Regions from separate parts of the Mus musculus genome. Here region 1 is linked to region 2. A link is a contact called in ENCODE POLR2A ChIA-PET data. All regions are on one chromosome and are shown on one strand. The core of a region is the stretch at or near the end of the contact, and the rest is flanking DNA. Distances in the headings are between cores, read along the strand shown. Region 1 has its middle 15 kb from the start of Pgf. Region 2 holds the start of Zc2hc1c (zinc finger, C2HC-type containing 1C).

Evidence for each region. ChIA-PET counts read pairs that join two places held with the same protein, here RNA polymerase II (POLR2A).
Region 1: POLR2A ChIA-PET joins it to region 2 with 12 read pairs in Patski. The contact joins the enhancer-like site here to the promoter of Zc2hc1c in region 2. POLR2A ChIA-PET finds 5 or more read pairs at or near these places in 4 of 5 experiments (Patski and embryonic stem cell).

Annotation. Positions count from the first base shown.
Region 1 is chr12:85,191,225-85,193,924 of GRCm38, reverse strand. No RefSeq gene overlaps it. Among named protein-coding and RNA genes, the nearest start is that of Pgf, 15 kb to the right of the region's middle. Within about 2 kb of position 1,312, at least 2 of the 3 ENCODE cell types and tissues checked have a DNase peak (open chromatin) inside an H3K27ac peak, as active enhancers do.
Region 2 is chr12:85,287,309-85,290,008 of GRCm38, reverse strand. Zc2hc1c (zinc finger, C2HC-type containing 1C) reads right to left here and starts at 1,418. Exons shown (of 3, transcript NM_172414.4): 1 at 1,224-1,418; 2 at 1-457. The coding sequence starts at 438. It also overlaps a transcript of Acyp1 not described here.

The sequences.
Region 1 (2,700 bases), core at 63-2,562, 96 kb after region 2:
GATAGGAGCCGTTAAGAATGTGAGCACTGGCATCAAATACTGAGGTTGAGTCTGTCTGACTTAGAGCAAGTGCTTTCCTTCGCCGATCTATGCCTCTTCTCATCTAGTAATGAGCTGCTATTGTACCTACTAATCTCGCTCGTGCCCCATTGTCTGTGTGTGTGTATGTGCACAGGTGGAGGGACACATAACATATGTGCATGTGGTATAGCTTCAGGAATGAATGCCAAGCACCGTGTGTATGCCCGAGGACTCCAGAAGGCATCAGATCCCTTGGAGCTGGAGTTCCAAGTAGTTGGATGCTTTCCAGCATGGGTGCAAGGAACTAAACTCGGGTCCTCTGGAAGAGCAATGAGTAGTCCTAACTGCTGACATACCTCTTCAGCCACCCCATCTTATTTTCTGAGATGAGTTCTTCCATTGAATCCGGAGCTCACCAGTTCAGCGAGACTGACCGGCCAGCAAACCCCAGGAATTGGCCTGTCTTCTCTGGGGCTGAGATCGCAGGTAGGCACTGCCATGCCCTGATTTTTCACTTGAGTTTAGAGGCTCCAACTCGGGCCTTCCAGTCTTCACGGCGAGCACTTTAGTGAAGGAACCACCTGCTCAGCTTTGATCTACTGTGTAAAGGGCTTGCCAGCAGAGACCCTCGCATCTTTAGGTTGTCACCTCCAGGTTGGCACATTCTCTGAGCTATTATTTTCTTGTTTGCCAGAGAGAGAACACAGAGTTCGAGTGATCAAGTTAGACAATGGAAGGCCCATGATGTAGGATACGGTCGATTTCAGGCCTGCCCACTCCATGAGCCTCTCCAGGCTTTGTTGCCTGGAACTGGGAACCAGACTCACCCTGCTCACTCAGCTGAGCAACAGGTGGCAGGGTCGGTGGGGCACAGGTGCAGCTTTGCAGGAGATGGGGGAAGGGTGTGACCCCCCTCCCGTTTCCTCCCGTTTTCCTCCCGATGCTGCTTCCCCCAGCTGTGTGGCAGGGAGGAGGGGACAGGGAGCAAACACAGCCACGTGCAGTTAGAGGGCTGAGTAAGCGCCTCACTTCCTCTTGCCTCGTCCCCCCCTCCCATAACTGTGGCTAGTGGGTGATTCACAAAGCTTCTTGGGGCAGGCCTCTGAAAAGCACAGGGCCACTTCCCTGAATTGTCCTGGCTGCCTGCTCCGCCCGCCCCCTCCCGGCACACCTGGCTGGCCTGCTTGCTGGTCTGGTGAACCACAGGGTGCCCTGCCTGGGTGGCGGCAGACCCCCAGACCTTGCCAAACCGGGAGGTGTGGCCTTGGCTGGGTACTGGTGTTGGAGCCTGGACTCTGCACGAGGCTCAGTCTGCGTTTTGGCTCTCGCTCACTGTGCTTCAGCCAGACGGCAACACTAATGTCGTCTATCTGTCAGACTCTGTACCAAGGCTGGGCGTGGCTCTCTTCCCTGGCAGCATCTCTCGCTCTCTTGGTGGGCTTGCAGTGGACGAGTAGCCAGGCGCGATGGAATGGCTAGTGATCACACAGAGAAATGTCAGCCTGATGAGTCAAGACCCAGCACTAGAGAGTTGGTGGGCCAGCACCAGCTCTGAGGTAAAGCTTTCGTGCATCTGCTGGCTAAAAGATACAAGATTACCAGGGCCTGGCAGTGTGGAAAGTTCCAGAAAGGTAAACTGAGCCCCTTTTCCACAACAGCACTAGAACAGAAGGGTCTTAGGGCCTCTGCATGTGTTGGGTAAACACTCTATCACCTGAACTATATCCCTATCCACCCCACCCCCTTCAAAACTTTAAGACTTTTTACTCAAAAAGCCCACTTTAAGAATTTAAAGGGGAGCTCTGTTGGCACGATGAATACCTAACAATGTGTGTGCAAGGCTTATGCTGAGCTCAAGCATAAAACTGAGTGTGGTGCTACGTGCTTGTAATTACATCACTCAGGATACAGAAGCAGGAGGATCAGAGGTTCAAGCCAGCCTGGGCTACATGAGACCCTGTCCTGAAAAGAAAATAAACAAACAGAATTTAAGGGACACAGGCCGCACACAGCATTGACAAGAAATGAGAGAACGACGGACGAGACCTGAATACCCAGCTGTGGGAAAGACTTGGACAGGTACATTTTCATCATAGAACACATCCTTCCTGAGTATGTAGCCATGAAAACAAAATAGTGACACACGCCGACGTTAATGTGTACAAGAACTGCCCAAGAATCTTAGTAAAGTTCAGATTCTGATTCAACAGGCCTGTGAGGCATGTGTGTGTGTGTTACATGTATGTGAGTGTGTATATCAGTTTGTGTGTATGTATCTGTGTGTGTTATATGTGTGAGTGTATATATCAGTATGTGTGTATATCAGTTTGTGTGTGTGTGTCTCTGTGTGTTATATGTATGTGTATATATCAGTTTGTGTGTGTGTATGTTATATATGTGTGAGTGTGCATATCAGTTTGTGTATCTGTGTGTGTTATATGTATGTGTGTATATCAGTTTGTGTGTGTGTATGTGTGTATGTTATATATGTGTGAGTGTGCATATCAGTTTGTGTATCTGTGTGTGTTATATGTATGTGTGTATATCAGTTTGTGTGTGTGTATGTATGTATGTTATATATGTGTGAGTGTGTATATCAGTATGTGTGTGCTATCTGTGTGTGTGAGGTGAGGAGAGACCACAGGAGGACTTTGCTTGGCTTGCTTTATCCCCATGAGT
Region 2 (2,700 bases), core at 169-2,668:
GTGGACCATGGGTTTCAGTGGGTAAGCCCGATCCACTCCCACTCGTTTCCTCCTAAAGGGAATGAAGTCCTGGTCATTTGCTTTGGGATACCGGGGTGTCGGACTAGACAAGTAAAACAGACCCTTTCCTTGGCCCTGGGCATTGTTCCCTGAGCCTTGCTGCCTGATTCCTGCACTGTGGGGACAGGAGTGCCTCCGGGCTTTTGTGCAGACGTTCCTTTTGGGGCGGGTGGAGACCTCGTCCTCCTGCTCCATTTCTGTGTTGCTCCAAAGCTTCGACTGGAAACTATTCCTCAAATGTCCCATCGAGGGCCGCTGGGAAGAGTCACTTTGTTCGTAAGGGTCGTGCTTAGCTGAGTGGAGTCCAGGAGCTTCTGTTTTATTATGTGGGAACATAACGCCCACAGGCAGATGTGGAGCCAACTGGAGACCAGCCATTCAGTGCCTGGACCGAAGCCTAGGGGAGATTTAAAGCAGATACATGTGAAGAATTTGTCTGAGGTTCACTCCCGGCTGCTAGAGTAAACTGTTTGTCCATTTGCCCTACCCACATTCCCTTTAAACGTTTCTCGGGACTGTGGTGTTGGCTCTGCCAGGACATTCTTTCAATAAGCATTTAGGGAGTGATGGTTATGTGCCAGGCCAGACATTGCTAAGCCCCGAGGACCAAAGAATGGACGTGACACAGGTGTTCTGCCACTGACTTTCCTCCAGGCCTGTAGATGACCTGCTCTACACCATTTATGGAATGGGTGGGAAAAGCTTTAGATAGAAGGTCGTCCGTGACACAAAACAGGCAACCTGCTCTTACCAGCCCCGGGTTCTTGTAAATTGCAGAGGCCGCTCTGAGTCCAGTCCCACGGTTTTACGGGGTGAGAACAGTGGCCTGGCGACAGGGCCTGGCCCAAAGCACTCCCTGGACTTTCCCCTTGCTACAAACTACAAAGAGCACGAGCCACCCGGGCCTGAAGCAGGTGCCCGGCTGTCAAGCCCTCATGCAAAGATGCTCTATGGCTCAAACCGCACCAGGCTTGTAAAGAGAGTGTGTTGGGAGAGGGGGTGACAGACACCTGAGCGCCCCAGCCCGCTTTGGATCCGGAACTCCAGAGTCATGTTCTGTCCCAGAGGGTCAAACGGGAGTCCTTACTGGGACCCGGCCTCTAGGGATAAACTCTCACTCTCCAACCCCTCGGGAGGTCTCAGTATCTCCCCTTTCGGCGTACCTGAGGCGCTCGGGGGCCGCTCCAGCTCAGGGAAAATCCCCAAGACCTAGTTTTCCACACCTGACTAAACCCAACCGCCGTCCACGCAGGCGCTCTCTGTCCACCTCTGTTATCCCGTTGCCTGGAGACCAGAGCACCGCCTCTGGTTGAGAACTTTTAGCTCCAGATGTGCGCAGGCGCAGTCCACAAGCAATCCGAAAGCCGCCGGGGCAGATTGGGTTGGAGGGACGGAGGGAGGTGGTGGAGGGAGTGCGGGGAGGTGGGGAGGGAGGTGGGGAGGGAGGTGGGGAGGGGAGGAGGGAAGGGAGGTGGAGTACGGGTGCAGTCGGGTCACTTGTCGAGGTGCAGCCAACTCCGCAGCTCAGATCAGCGTTTCCCTTGGGGAGGGGTTGGAGAGGTTTTTCTGGGGCTACATCAAAGAAGAACTTGGATTTCTCCGAGAATGAAGCTCCCAGACCTTAGGGTGTGCCCTTGTCTGGAGAAGGGTGGAGCCCCTAGATGGGCTGCGGAATCATCCCGCCCCAGGATTCGGGAGTCTGTCCAGCTAGCGGGAGTGGGACTGCTGATCACCCTTCTGAGTGCGCTCGGCTACTGCGCTCAGGCCCCAGGTAGGGCTATGTAAGAGCTCCAGGCTACATGCTCCGGGCTGTCTTCCCTCGCAATGCTTTGGCGCTTGCTATTATATTAGCTTTACTATTATTTCACTACGTGTTATAGTCCCAGGGTAGTTTCTATGGCCAATCTAATCATTTTGCTATTATAACGTTTCACTCTCACGTGACCGTTACTACTTAGGGCCCAGGAATGACTCAGCCAAAAGTAACAATAATAAAGTTAACAACCAGATCAACAGTAATGAACATAACTTGATTTCAACATTAAATGGTCCTCTGTAACTTTTTGACAACAGAAGAGAGTTTATTTGTCTTCTTCGTGCTTCAGTTCATTTGGATAAGCTGTTTTGGAACAGATAGCTCCGTTTTTCTTGTAACTACACAGAAGATTCGAGCACGTGGGAAATAAAGTAGACAGCAGTCTCGTTAATACAACAGATCAGATGTCAGCTTTTATGCGCTACAAAAAAAAATTCCTTGGTGGACTCTCTAGGGCAGATTGTCAGTCATTCTTTTCATTCCCAGTTGGCTCTTCGGCCTTCTCCACATTGCAGAGGTTTCCCACGGACTAGGACCCTGCCTCAGTCAGCTTCTATGGGTTTTCCCATACATCTTTTCTAACTCGTTTCCATACTCTCCCCCTGAATCTCTAGTGTTCAAGTATACATAACTTCCTTGTGCAAGAAAAGTTCCCCTTCCCATCCCTGGGTCTGTCTCTCTCTGTGTTAGGATCCCACTGGAGTCTCTTCTGTTTTGTTTTGTTTGCTGTTTGTTTTGAGACAGGCTCCCTATTTAGTCTATGGTTAGCACTAGTTAGTCCTCCTGCCTACTTAATCCTCTTGTCTCAGATTCTCCCAGGCTGG